Linked DNA regions of Homo sapiens: region 1 is linked to region 2. Evidence: chromatin contacts called from ENCODE Hi-C or POLR2A ChIA-PET data. All regions are on one chromosome and are shown on one strand. Each heading gives the region's core, a stretch centred on a gene start or an enhancer-like site at or near the end of the contact. The rest is flanking DNA. Distances are from core to core; before and after follow the strand shown.

What was found. Hi-C counts contacts between places; a loop is a spot of excess contacts on that map. ChIA-PET counts read pairs that join two places held with the same protein, here RNA polymerase II (POLR2A). Pooled maps may share reads with other maps.
Region 1: a map of PC-9 shows a loop between it and region 2 (5-fold over the local background). The contact joins the enhancer-like site here to the promoter of LINC02192 in region 2. A Hi-C loop is called at or near these places in 1 of 168 maps with a recorded cell type or tissue (PC-9) and 1 of 50 pooled maps. POLR2A ChIA-PET finds 5 or more read pairs at or near these places in 1 of 52 experiments (activated CD8-positive, alpha-beta memory T cell).

Annotation. Positions count from the first base shown.
Region 1 is chr16:48,010,906-48,016,954 of GRCh38, forward strand. No RefSeq gene overlaps it. Among named protein-coding and RNA genes, the nearest start is that of LINC02134, 48 kb to the left of the region's middle. RefSeq lists an enhancer at 2,279-2,780. Within about 2 kb of position 2,691, at least 2 of the 41 ENCODE cell types and tissues checked have a DNase peak (open chromatin) inside an H3K27ac peak, as active enhancers do; they include PC-9, where a contact is called at or near this core.
Region 2 is chr16:47,884,653-47,890,631 of GRCh38, forward strand. LINC02192 (long intergenic non-protein coding RNA 2192) reads right to left here and starts at 2,478. Exons shown (of 2, transcript NR_110649.1): 1 at 1,789-2,478. The region is part of intron 4 of LINC02133 (long intergenic non-protein coding RNA 2133); the gene reads left to right. RefSeq lists enhancers at 2,222-3,421, 2,962-3,776, 3,777-4,590.

The DNA.
Region 1 (6,049 bases), core at 1,441-3,940, 130 kb after region 2:
GTTTGGTCACAGCCTGAGCTCTCTGCACAAAGGAAGAAAATTGGCTCTTGCTGATAATGTATGTGTCTTAGTCTGTTGGGGCTTTGTATTCGTTCGTTTTCACTTTGCTATAAAGAACTACCTGCAACTGGGTAACTTATAAGTAAAAGAGATTTAATTGACTCACAGTTCTGCATGGCTGGGGAGGTCTCAGGAAACTTCCAATCATGGCAGAAGGCAAAGGAGAAGCAAGGCATGTCTTACATGCTGGTAGGAGAGAGGGAGAGAGAGAAGGGGGATGCACTGTACACTTATCCAACAACCAGTTCTCATGAGAACTCTATCAGGAGAACAGCAAGGGGGAAATCCTCCTCCATAACTCAATCACCTCCCATCAGGCCACTTCTCCAACAGGTGGGGATTAAAATTCAACATGATGTTTGGGTGAGGACACAGAGCCAAACCATACCAAGCTTCCATAACAAAATAGAATAGAATAGACAGAGTGGCTGGAAGGACAGGAATTTATTTCTTATAGTTCTGGAGGCTGGGAAGTCCAAGATCAAGGTTCTGACACATCCCATGCTTGGCAAGGGCCTGCTTCCTGGCTTGTAGATGGCAGCCTTCTTGCTGTGTACTTGTGAAGGGAGAGCTCTTGTGTCTTCTTTTCTTATAAGATAAACTTATGTCATCATGAGGGCACCACCCTCATGGACTTATCATTACCTAATAACCTCCCAAAGGCCCTGCCTCCAAACACCATTACCCTGGGGTTTCTGCACCAACATATGAATTTAGGAGTGAGGCACGAATGTTCAATCTCCAGTAGTCCCTCCTATCATGTGGCCTTTCAGAGCCGGCTTTATTTCTGAACACTCTAATCACCCTGCAGTGGAGGAACGGTAGACAATAAGATCTCCAAAGATTCTGCCAACCAAATAAATGTACCTTAATTTCCATTACTTTAGGACCCTAGGAGCCACAGCAGGAGACAGGTCCCAGGAGCCAAAGTAACTATAAAATTGTCTGGAAGTTCAAAGAAACAAAGGATCAATGAGGGATGAAGTAAATTCACACTGAGGGATGGCTTGTCCCGAGCCTGGAGGAAGTGTTGGTTGGATGAGCGGAGAGAGACAAACTTGGTATTACAGATCACGCAGCTGCTGTGCTTCCTCAGCAATAAAACCACAAAAGAGACATGCTTAATCTCCCTGAATCTCAGTTCCCTAAAGCACATGCCTGAAAATGCTCAGAGACCCATCAAGAAAAGCTACTGGGCTCCTATGTACCTGGACTGGGGCCACAAAAAACCCTCAGAAGGCAATCGAGAAATCAGGACTTTGATTTTTAATGACGGTGGGAAAACGCCAGGAGAAGGATGGGCAGAAAAAGAAAGATGAAAGATTTTAAGCATCTCTGATGAAAGAGCCTGAGTGAGGTGCATGTGAAAAGAGGTGGATGAGAGACACAGAAAGCAAAAGTAATGAGGCAGTGCCAGTGGAGGTGGGGAAGAGAGCAGGCATCAAAAGAGGAGGGTGTCCTGTGAAGTGCAAAGGTGGGGAAGTGCGTGCCAGAGACCAGCTATGCAGGGCTCCCACTGGCTGGCTGCTCCCTCCTTGGAGAGAGGAGAGATTGGCTCATCTCTATGACTTGTACGGCTCGGGCCTCTGAGTGGGCAGAAGGGATAGGTGCAGGATTTGGCTAATGACTGTCTGGTCTTCACCATTTCTCTGTATATTCTGGAGAGCAAGGGTTAAGGAGAGCTGCTTTATTTTGCCTACCCAGGATCCATTTCTTCCTCCTCTGCTCACAGCAGATTTCCATCTGGGAGCCCCGCTTACCAATGCTTTGCTTCCTTCCACCATTACTCCAAAGCTGGGCACATTACCCAGGTTTTGCCCATGAGATACAGGATCAACTAAGTGGTTGGCTTGGGAGTTGACATGGGACCCAAACTGGACCAATCATGCCAACATCATCAACTCCAAGACTTGGCTAGAATGATGGAAGATAGGTCCTCTTTTTCTCCTGTGGCTAAGCTAAGTAGGATGTCATTCTGAAGCTCCTACTGCGTGGGGAGAGTGTGAGAATGCAACAATAGGAGGAACCTAGGCTGGGCTTAGCTTGGGGGGCAGGGGGCGGGGTTGAGGGCCTGGATTCAGCAGCGCTTGAGGCTGGACATATCCTTGGGCATCTCCGAATTATGGATCCCCACATTCCTGTTGTTCCTCAAGAATGCCTGAGCTGGATTTCTGTCACTGAAAGCGTCTTAATACAGTTTCCACCTCTTCCGGTGGCAAGCTCACTCTCTGCCCAGGTTTCTTTGAGTATACTAGTTTGATTTCTTCCCGTGGCCACTGCCCAAATCCAGGGCCTTGATGTGTGGTTTGAATCCTAGCTCTTCTATTTCCTAAATGTAAGGCTTTGAGTAAGTTACTCAAACTCTCTGTTTCCTCATCTGTAAAATGGGGACAGCACTATCTCATCAGGTTGTCTGGGAAACTAAATGAGCCCATTGATGTCAATTGCTTAGAAATGTGTCTAGCACATAGTAAGCACTCAAATAAGCATTAGCTAGCTGGTGCCATGTCTTATCCTGCATGCCGACCCAGGAGGAGATGCAAAACAGTTGCCACCGCCAAATGGTCTCCCCCGCTGAGCCTGCACTTAGAATGCTGGGTTGACACAAACTTGGCTTTCCTCCCACACCTCCTGTTACTTTTAAAGCATGCAAAGGGCAAAGTGAGTAAGCGTTGATATGTGGGCCAGGATCCCAGGGTGCAGCCAGCCATGGCCCCAGGGAGGTGGGGGGGGGGATCTGCCCTGCCTTTCTGGCAGCAGGAAAGGCGTGGGCTCTGAAGGGGCACCACAGCCTGCAGGGCAGAGGCTGTCAGTCAACGGGAAGAGTTTTCCGAGGCTGGGCATTGAGCAGCTTCAAAGAGGACAGAACATAAGTACCTTTATTCTTTGAAACTTCTCTGAGATGCCTGGAGCCATATTCAAAAGTTATTTGTGGGTCTATTGGCTGCATAGTAATTGACTTACGCACCCCTGAGAATTCAGTCTCACTATGGTTTTCCGCCTCTTTATCTTAATTTTTGAAATCTTAAATTGTCCTTATAAAAAAAAAAAAAAAGACAGGCTGGGCGTGGTGGGTCATGCCTGTAATCCCAGCACTTTGGGAGGCCAAGGCAAGTAGATTGCTTGAGCCCAGGAATTCAAGACCAGCTTGGGCAACATGGTGAAACCCCATCTCTACTAAAAATATGAAAATAACTAGCTGGGCATGGTGGTGTACTCCTGTAGTCCCAGCTACTTGGGAGGCTGAGGCGAAAGGATCACCTGAGCCTAGGAGGTCGAGGCTGCAGTGAGCCAAGATCACGCCAATGCACTCCAACTTGGGTGACAGAGCAAGGCCCTGTTTCAAAAAAAAAAAAAGACAAAAGGCAAACTTTTGGGGGAGAATAAGTTAAGAAACTCTGTTGTCTCAAACAGTCTACTTGCTGGGACTATTCCTGCAGTAATGAGACCATTTCTCTTTGACATATGTCAGGGTAGCCCTCCAAATGCCCAGGATTCATTTCAATTCCCCTCATGTCAGAACACATGAGTCCTTTCTTTATGGACCCTCCACTCGCCCTGTTACCATAGAAACCACTGCCTGTGTCAGCACCTTGGAGAGGGTAGGAAGGAGGCATGAGCCGCCGTCATAGCAACACGCATCTCCACAGCAGCAGCCCACGCTCCGTGCCATCTTGTCTCCGAAGAGGAGGAATGGTTGTTGGGGATACCCGAATACTTTCCCCAGTCTGAGAAGAGAGAGCTCAATAACTTGACCCTTGCCAGTAATTCTGGCAGCTCTGCCTGGGATGGAAGAATCAGAAAGTTCATTTTCAAAGTGTTAAGATGACCATATAGGCCAGAATGCATCGGAAGCCATAAGACCAGCAAGGCCACCTGTCATTGTTGAAAGGGTTCAGGTGTTCATACTGATGTTTATGCTAACATTGTTCTCACATGACTAATACAGCATTGCAGTTAAGAGCATAAGCCCAGGAACCTGACTCCCTGGATTGGAATTCTGGCTTTGCCACTAACTGGCTGTGTCACTGTATGAGTCCATTCTCACATGGCTATAAAGACATACCTGAGACTGGGTGATTTACAAAGAAGTGAGGTTTCTTTCTAAGTTGGCATACAGTTCCATAGGTTGTGCAGGAAGCACGGCAGCATCTTCTTCTGGGGAGCCCTCAGGAAACTTACAATCATGGCGGCAGGCAACGGGGAGCCAGGTGTCTTATATGGTGGAGCAGGAGCAAGGGGCCGGGGGAGGGTGACACACACTTTTAAAACAACCAGATGTCGTGATAACTCACTCTTTCACTATCTTGAGAACAGCAGTGAGGGGATGGTGCTAACCTATTCATGAGAACTCCACCCCCATAAGCCAATCACCTCCCATCAGGGCCAACCTCCAACACTAGGGATTACAATTTGACATGAGATTTGGGTGGGGACACAGATCCAAACCACATCAGTTACCTTGGATAAGTCAACTTTGTGTCTCGATTTTCTTTTTTTTTTTTTTTTTTTCATTATACTTTAAGTTTTAGGGTACATGTGCACATTGTGCAGGTTAGTTACGTATGTATACATGTGCCATGCTGGTGTGCTGCACCCACTAACTCGTCATCTAGCATTAGGTATATCTCCCAATGCTATCCCTCCCCCCTCCCCCCACCTCACCACAGTCCCCAGAGTGTGATATTCCCCTTCCTGTGTCCATGTGATCTCATTGTTCAATTCCCACCTATGAGTGTGAATATGCAGTGTTTGGTTTTTTGTTCTTGCGATAGTTTACTGAGAATGATGATTTCCAATTTCATCCATGTCCCTACAAAGGACATGAACTCATCATTTTTTATGGCTGCATAGTATTCCATGGTGTATATGTGCCACATTTTCTTAATCCAGTCTATCATCGTTGGACATTTGGGTTGGTTCCAAGTCTTTGCTATTGTGAATAATGCCGCAATAAACATACGTGTGCATGTGTCTTTATAGCAGCATGATTTATAGTCATTTGGGTATATACCCAGTAATGAGATGGCTGGGTCAAATGGTATTTCTAGTTCTAGATCCCTGAGGAATCGCCACACTGACTTCCACAATGGTTGAACTAGTTTACACTCCCACCAACAGTGTAAAAGTGTTCCTATTTCTCCACATCCTCTCCAGCACCTGTTGTTTCCTGACTTTTTAATGATTGCCATTCTAACTGGTGTGAGATGGCATCTCATTGTGGTTTTGATTTGCATTTCTCTGATGGCCAGTGATGATGAGCATTTTTTCATGTGTTTTTTGTCTGCATAAATGTCTTCTTTTGAGAAGTGTCTGTTCATGTCCTTCGCTCACTTTTTGATGGGGTTGTTTGTTTTTTTCTTGTAAATTTGTTTGAGTTCATTGTAGATTCTGGATATTAGCCCTTTGTCAGATGAGTAGGTTGCAAAAATTTTCTCCCATTTTGTAGGTTGCCTGTTCACTCTGATGGCGGTTTCTTTTGCTGTGCAGAAGCTCTTTAGTTTAATTAGATCCCATTTGTCAATTTTGTCTTTTGTTGCCATTGCTTTTGGTGTTTTGGACATGAAGTCCTTGCCCATGCCTATGTCCTGAATGGTAATGCCTAGGTTTTCTTCTAGGGTTTTTATGGTTTTAGGACTAACGTTTAAATCTTTAATCCATCTTGAATTGATTTTTGTATAAGGTGTAAGGAAGGGATCCAGTTTCAGCTTTCTAAATATGGCTAGCCAGTTTTCCCAGCACCATTTATTAAATAGGGAATCCTTTCCCCATTGCTTGTTTTTCTCAGTTTTGTCAAAGATCAGATAGTTGTAGGTATGTGGCATTATTTCTGAGGGCTCTGTTCTGTTCCATTGATCTATATCTCTGTTTTGGTACCAGTACCATGCTGTTTTGGTTACTGTAGCCTTGTAGTATAGTTTGAAGTCAGGTAGTGTGATGCCTCCAGCTTTGTTCTTTTGGCTTAGGATCGACTTGGCGATGCGGGCTC
Region 2 (5,979 bases), core at 1,228-3,727:
ACACAAGTCCTGCAGCATCCAAACACAATTAATTGACTTAATGCCTTCATCCACGGCCAAGCAGGTCTGGATAATAAAAGAGCCATAAATAAGCAACGTGGCTATCAAACGCACAGAAAATAGGACCATTGGCATTTACTGGTAGAAGCTGTTGGCTTGAATTGCATCAACAATGACTCCAGATCTTCCTTCTAAAATAAAATAAGAAAATGATCCATTTGTTGTTTGGGAAGAGAATTCTATTCATATATTTATTTGGGAGGAAAAAGAAGATGTTGGTGGTTTAAGACCAGAAGCCAAAAAGAAAAAAAAAGCCCGGTTTTATTCTTGAAAGATCTGATTACCAGCCTTTGCAATGTTTCAGGAAAATATTTCAGGACACACTGATAATTTGCATGAGTTTGAGAGGTGTTTTTGCAGCTTTTCCAAAACAGAAAAGAAATAAAAAGAGAGGATGGTTTGTTATTCCAAGAGGTAGAAATGCAAAAGGAGTCAGAATATCTTGAAAAAGAAGAAAATGTTTTGGCTTTCTGGCTTGTTGCTGTGTAATTATTTTAAAATATTTCAAATGACTACTTTGCTAAATTTTCTTTTCCTATAGCAACTTGAGATAAACATGTGAAAGTGATTGTTCTGACTCTTGTTCCCCAATTCATGTTTATTTATTTATTTTGCTAAATATAACTGTATTTAGAGAAAACCCAGGATTCTCTTTGAAGTTCCAGCCAGAACCTTAAAGCCTCTGAAAAGGCATCAAGGGAAAAACAAAAACAAAAACAAAAACAAAACTCAGCCTTGGTGATGGCCACACCCAAAATGATGCCTACCTTCTCTCTTCCCAGAAAAAAAAGTTTATTTGGATAAAGCTCTTAAGCTATTTCTTTCTTGTTCTAGTGAGAACCTGTAGCTAGTCCTCCTTAAACTCCCTTTCTCCTAAGCCAAATGGATAGACACCTGTAAAAAGTAGAGTCAAATAGCAACAACTCTGGAACTGAGACAGGAATCCTAGATCTGATTTGCTGTGTGATCTTGGATAAGATAGTTAACCTCTCTGTGCCATAATTTCCTCATCTACAAAATAAGGGTTATAAATGTACATACTCCGTAGAGCTCACTGAGTGTTCACAAAAATCCCACCTACTTACAAAAAGTCACTTATTAGTTATGTACCTGGCATATAACTAATACTTGATAAATGCTAACAATTATTGGTTTCCTATATGCAGCCTCCTACCTCTAAATGCAATACCTCTTCTAGGATACAGATTTTGTAGTAAACTCTGTAAATTTCCTATTTCCAAAGTTGTTTATATTTTTAAATTATTCACATTAGGAATATTTTGTTTATTTTCACATCACAATTTTTTTGCAGGCATTGCTTGAGAACCAATTTATTCTTGATCATCTTTTTTGATGTGATGCTTATCAGTAATCCCTGAAGAAATCTAATTTAAAAAAAAGCTTCAACATCTATAGCTGTCTATGTTGGATTTATTTGCATTAGCTATTTAGATGAGTCTCTCTAGCTTGGCATTTGTCACCTTTTTTTAACTTTTTTCTTCCCAGGAGATCAACATCTTTGCATCCTTCTATCAGTACTTTGAATCTTGTATTTCACTTGAATGCCCAGCCCCGCGTCAGCGATGAGATATTGATTTCTTCTTGTTGTCATTTAACATTCTCATGGAGACCCTGGCGGACCAATTTACAAATGATTGCTAAAGTGCTTTGGCAAATCGTGGTGTTTTTGACAGAGAAAGAAAAATACAGACTATGAAAATTTTGTACCTTTCAATGGGGTTCACTTAATGCCATGCAGCCTTTCTCCTCATGAGCATTTTCGGTCACCACTAAAGATCCTGTTTGGCTTCTTTGATCCTGCGATGCACAGGGCTCCCTCCTCCAGGCAGGATGTCTCATCTCCGGACTTTGTGGACTGGGGTTGATTCTTTCACGCCCAGGGGGCCTCACCTCCGGGCCTGCTCCTTTCTTAGAGGTTAGTCTTTGCGTGAGCAGGCACACTTGTTCTGAAACCACCACCATGGGGTTAATTTGCAGATCCTCAACCCACCAGGCAGACTCCACTTTCTGACCCCATCTGTCAGACGCTGAAATTCATGGTCCTTCCCAGGGCAGAAGCCACGAGCCACAGAGCAAAGCTGCCATCACTTTGTATATTTCAGGGTTATTTATTAGGCCTTGGCTTGGAAGTCTAGCCAGGAGGTTTTCACTCAGGGTCTGTTTGCCTTACGCAGTCTGTCTCTGAAGTGCAATTTGGAGATACAGAGACGTCAGGGTAATTTTCCATCCTCTGGTGACAGTGTTATTATTGAGAAGGAAGGATGAGGGCCGCTTGCTGTGCTAATGACTGCTTCTCATTTCATAGGCTCCAGGAGACCCAGGCTGTAAACGACTGCACATAGTCAGGTTCCCCCAGAGCCTCACATGGAGTTCCTCGCCCTGGGGAAGTGATGTTAATGGTTTTCTTTGCAAATCCCTCTCCCACCCACTTTCCTGACAGGATTATAGAATCCCTGTGTCTAGACACCCTGGGAGCTCTGAGGATTTCCTGAGCCTGTTTTCACTCACTCATTGTGATATCTCCTATGGAGGCTGAGTCAACACCCAGTATTGTGAGTATTGGGGGCGTAAAGGAGATGTTAGGATCATAACCTAAAAGTCCCTGCCTCCCACCCGCAGCCCCCTCCCTGACCCTGTGACCCATCACGCTAGCCTTCTGCACCCTTTGATTCTGTGCTTTTCAGAGCCCCGAGAAAGCTCCGAGCCTAGAATGCTGCTCCTTTCCCCTCTTCATCTCCTCAATGTCCACCCATCCTGTGTCACCAGTCATCAGAGAAGCCTCTGTGCCTCCACCCCAGAAGAGGTCAGGCTGGAAAGCTCTTAGAACCTCTAGTTTGCTTCCTTCAGTGCCTTTCTTCTATTTCATATTTGCGTGAGAATGTGCCTGGCCTCTTCCACCCGAGGAACCTGAGAGGCTCCTGTGAGCTAGGGCAGGCTTGAGGCTCTGCTCACCAGCGCATTCAGCAGGGAGGAGAGGCTGGCACATGCAAATTCCTTTCTTTAGTCATCTTTATTGTATGAATGGCTGCGAGGGAGTAGCCTCGGGGTATTCAGTGGGGAACTGTGAGTCAGTAGAGGGGTATATAATAGGTACTCACCTGAAAATGGTCTTTTGTCTTTCAGTTTACCCCTGGGAAAGGGTGAAAAAAAGGAGCTGCTACATGGTGGGTTACTTGAGTGTAGGAAGGAGAACAGGCATAGGATCCATTCACGTTTACTCTTCTTGACGTGATATATGCATGTGAATAGCCTTTAGGAGCAAACTCAACACTCAGCTAAATTGTAGTGCATGTCATTTCCAACAGACCCTTAGACTATTAGAAAGGGCAAGATGATTGTCTGTTTCAGCGTTGACATGTGTGTGCACACAGAACTCTTTATGTAGAAGAGATAATGTATCAAGTGGGGTAAAAAATGGAATCACTGAAAAAAAATTATGTTTTTCCATGGAAGGGTAATTATTGCCCAAAATAGAGCACAGATCAAAACATCTTAATTCTTTGCCATTCTCTTTTGGATTGTAAAAATCCCTGTACTCTCTATATTTGCCATGTCAATGACCCAAACGCCCAGGCATTGCAGGAATGTGGCAGAGTTTGAGTTGAGTCTTACGTATTCATTTAGAAAATACTTACCAGGCAGTGGCCACGTGCTGGGTACTCTGATCATGTTTCAGGGTCATGCAAGACACAGTTCCTGTCCTCAGATGGCATGGGGTGATGTGAAGAGCCTGGGGTTTGGAATCACACCACTTTAAATTGGAATTACAAATCTACCATTTACCAGCAGCATAAACTGGGACAAGATGTTTAATCTCCCTCATTCCCACTTCCTACATCTGTAAAGTGAGGTTAATGCTGCTTATCTCATAAGATAGTTTTGAAGACTAAATAAGACACAACCATGTATAAAGAAAGTCAGATCGCCGCATGCCCTCAGTCAAAACCCTTCAAAGGGTTGTTAGGAAATTGGGAATAGAGTTTGAAATTCTTTGTGCTGCTACACGATCTGACCTTTGTCTGCCTCTCTGTCCATCTGTCTGGTTTTTGCTGCCTTGCTCTGTGTGCTCCCAGTGTGCTGGCCTCCTCCCTGCATCTCCAGCCTCCCAAGCATCTTCCTGCCTCAGGACCTTTGTGCTGGCTGCTTCCTCTGGCTGGAACAGTTTTGCTTCCAATAATCACAAGCCTTTTGCTCACATTAATCAAGTCTCTCCTCCAGAGGCATCTCCGCAAGAGTTCTTTCCTGCCCTCCAGCCTGAAATATCTCCCATCACTCCGAATTCTTTAACCTACTTTCTTTCTCTTTATAGCCATAATTCCTATCTGACGTTACGTGATATGTCTATTTGCTTCCTGTCTGTCTGAAAACTCTGATGAAGGCGGGGCACAGTGGCTTGTACCTGTAATCCCAGCACTTTGAGAGGTCAAGGAGGGAGAATCATTTGAAGACAGGTGTTTTGAGACCAGTCTGGACACCATAAAGAAACCTCATCTCTATGAAAAAAAAAAAAAGGCGAGACATGCGATTGTGCCTGTAGTCCCAGCTACTCGGGAGGCTGAGATGGGAGGATCATTTGAGTCTAAGAGTTTGAGGCTGCAGTGATCCATGATTGCTCTACTGCACTCCAGTCTGGGTGACCCTGTCTTAAAAACAAACAAGCAACAACAACAAAACTCCATGATAACAGGAGTTATTATTTTTCCATTGCTGTCTCCCCAGTTCCTGGAACAGTGCCTGGTACCCAAGTATTTCCTGAATGAATAAATGATGAAGATTTCTTTGCCGAGTGCTTGGAGTATAGTAGGAACTCAATTAATGTCAGTTATCTTGCTTCACGTTTCTCAGCAAGGAGCTTAAACTTTAGAGCTGAAGATAAGACAGTGTGAGATGGATTTTTTTTTTTTGGATTTAGTTAAGCCACATGGATCTTTTTATATCCCAATAACGACACAGTGCAGAGCCTAAGAGAAAGTGAATTTTCACTTTATGTTTTAACCAATTTGTTCCACATAAAGTATGTCTGGGGTGATAAGAGCAAGAGTTAGGAAAAAAATAAAGCACTAGAACAATTCATGGAATTTGCTTATTAGTTCTTGTCCTCTCTAGCAGGGCTTGCCTTGAAAGAAGGAGCTGACTAGAGAGAAAGAGCTACATTGACTCTGCAGGAGTAAACACCACAATTAAAAGTTTCCTTTAATGAATCCTGTGTGAATCTCCCTATTGAAAGATGCATGAATGGAAGCTATTTCTGTCCCTTGCTTTATGAATGAATTGTATGGAGATGTTTCTTTGCTATAGTGAAAGGCATCCCACATAGAGCACATGCTTCGTGTCTGCACCTCACTAATTGACTCATGAGTTTATGGGGTGCCGATTATGTGCCCGGGGTGGTGGGTGGAGAATGGGGAACTGGGGAAGAAACACCTTGGCAGGTGCTCTGAGAGTGCATTAGGGGAACCTGGATCAGATACGAAGGGGATAGGTTAGGGAAGACTTGTCAGAAAGTATGTTTGAGCTGAGATTTCAAAATTAATAGACATTAACTCGGCAGAGGGTGGTATTGGGACAGTGGTTCAGAATGAAAGGCATTCTAGGCAGAGGAAAATTTGAGAAAGTGGATCCTGGGTTCATAACCTGTCTCTTCCACTATGGAGACCCATCTCTCTCTGTGCCTCAGTGTCTCCAAACGTAATAAGAAGGGTTGGATTAAATGGTTTTTGAAAAGTTCTATACAGATGGGAATTCTGTTTGATCATACAGGGCACTATTTTCCTTTTCCTCTACCTTCCTGTGCCCTTCCTTTCCTACTATGTGCATTTTCCCTTTCCTTCCTTCTTTGACCCTTCTCTGCCCCCTCCCTTTTATTTTTAGTTATGTGGCCAATCACCAAGGGCAACA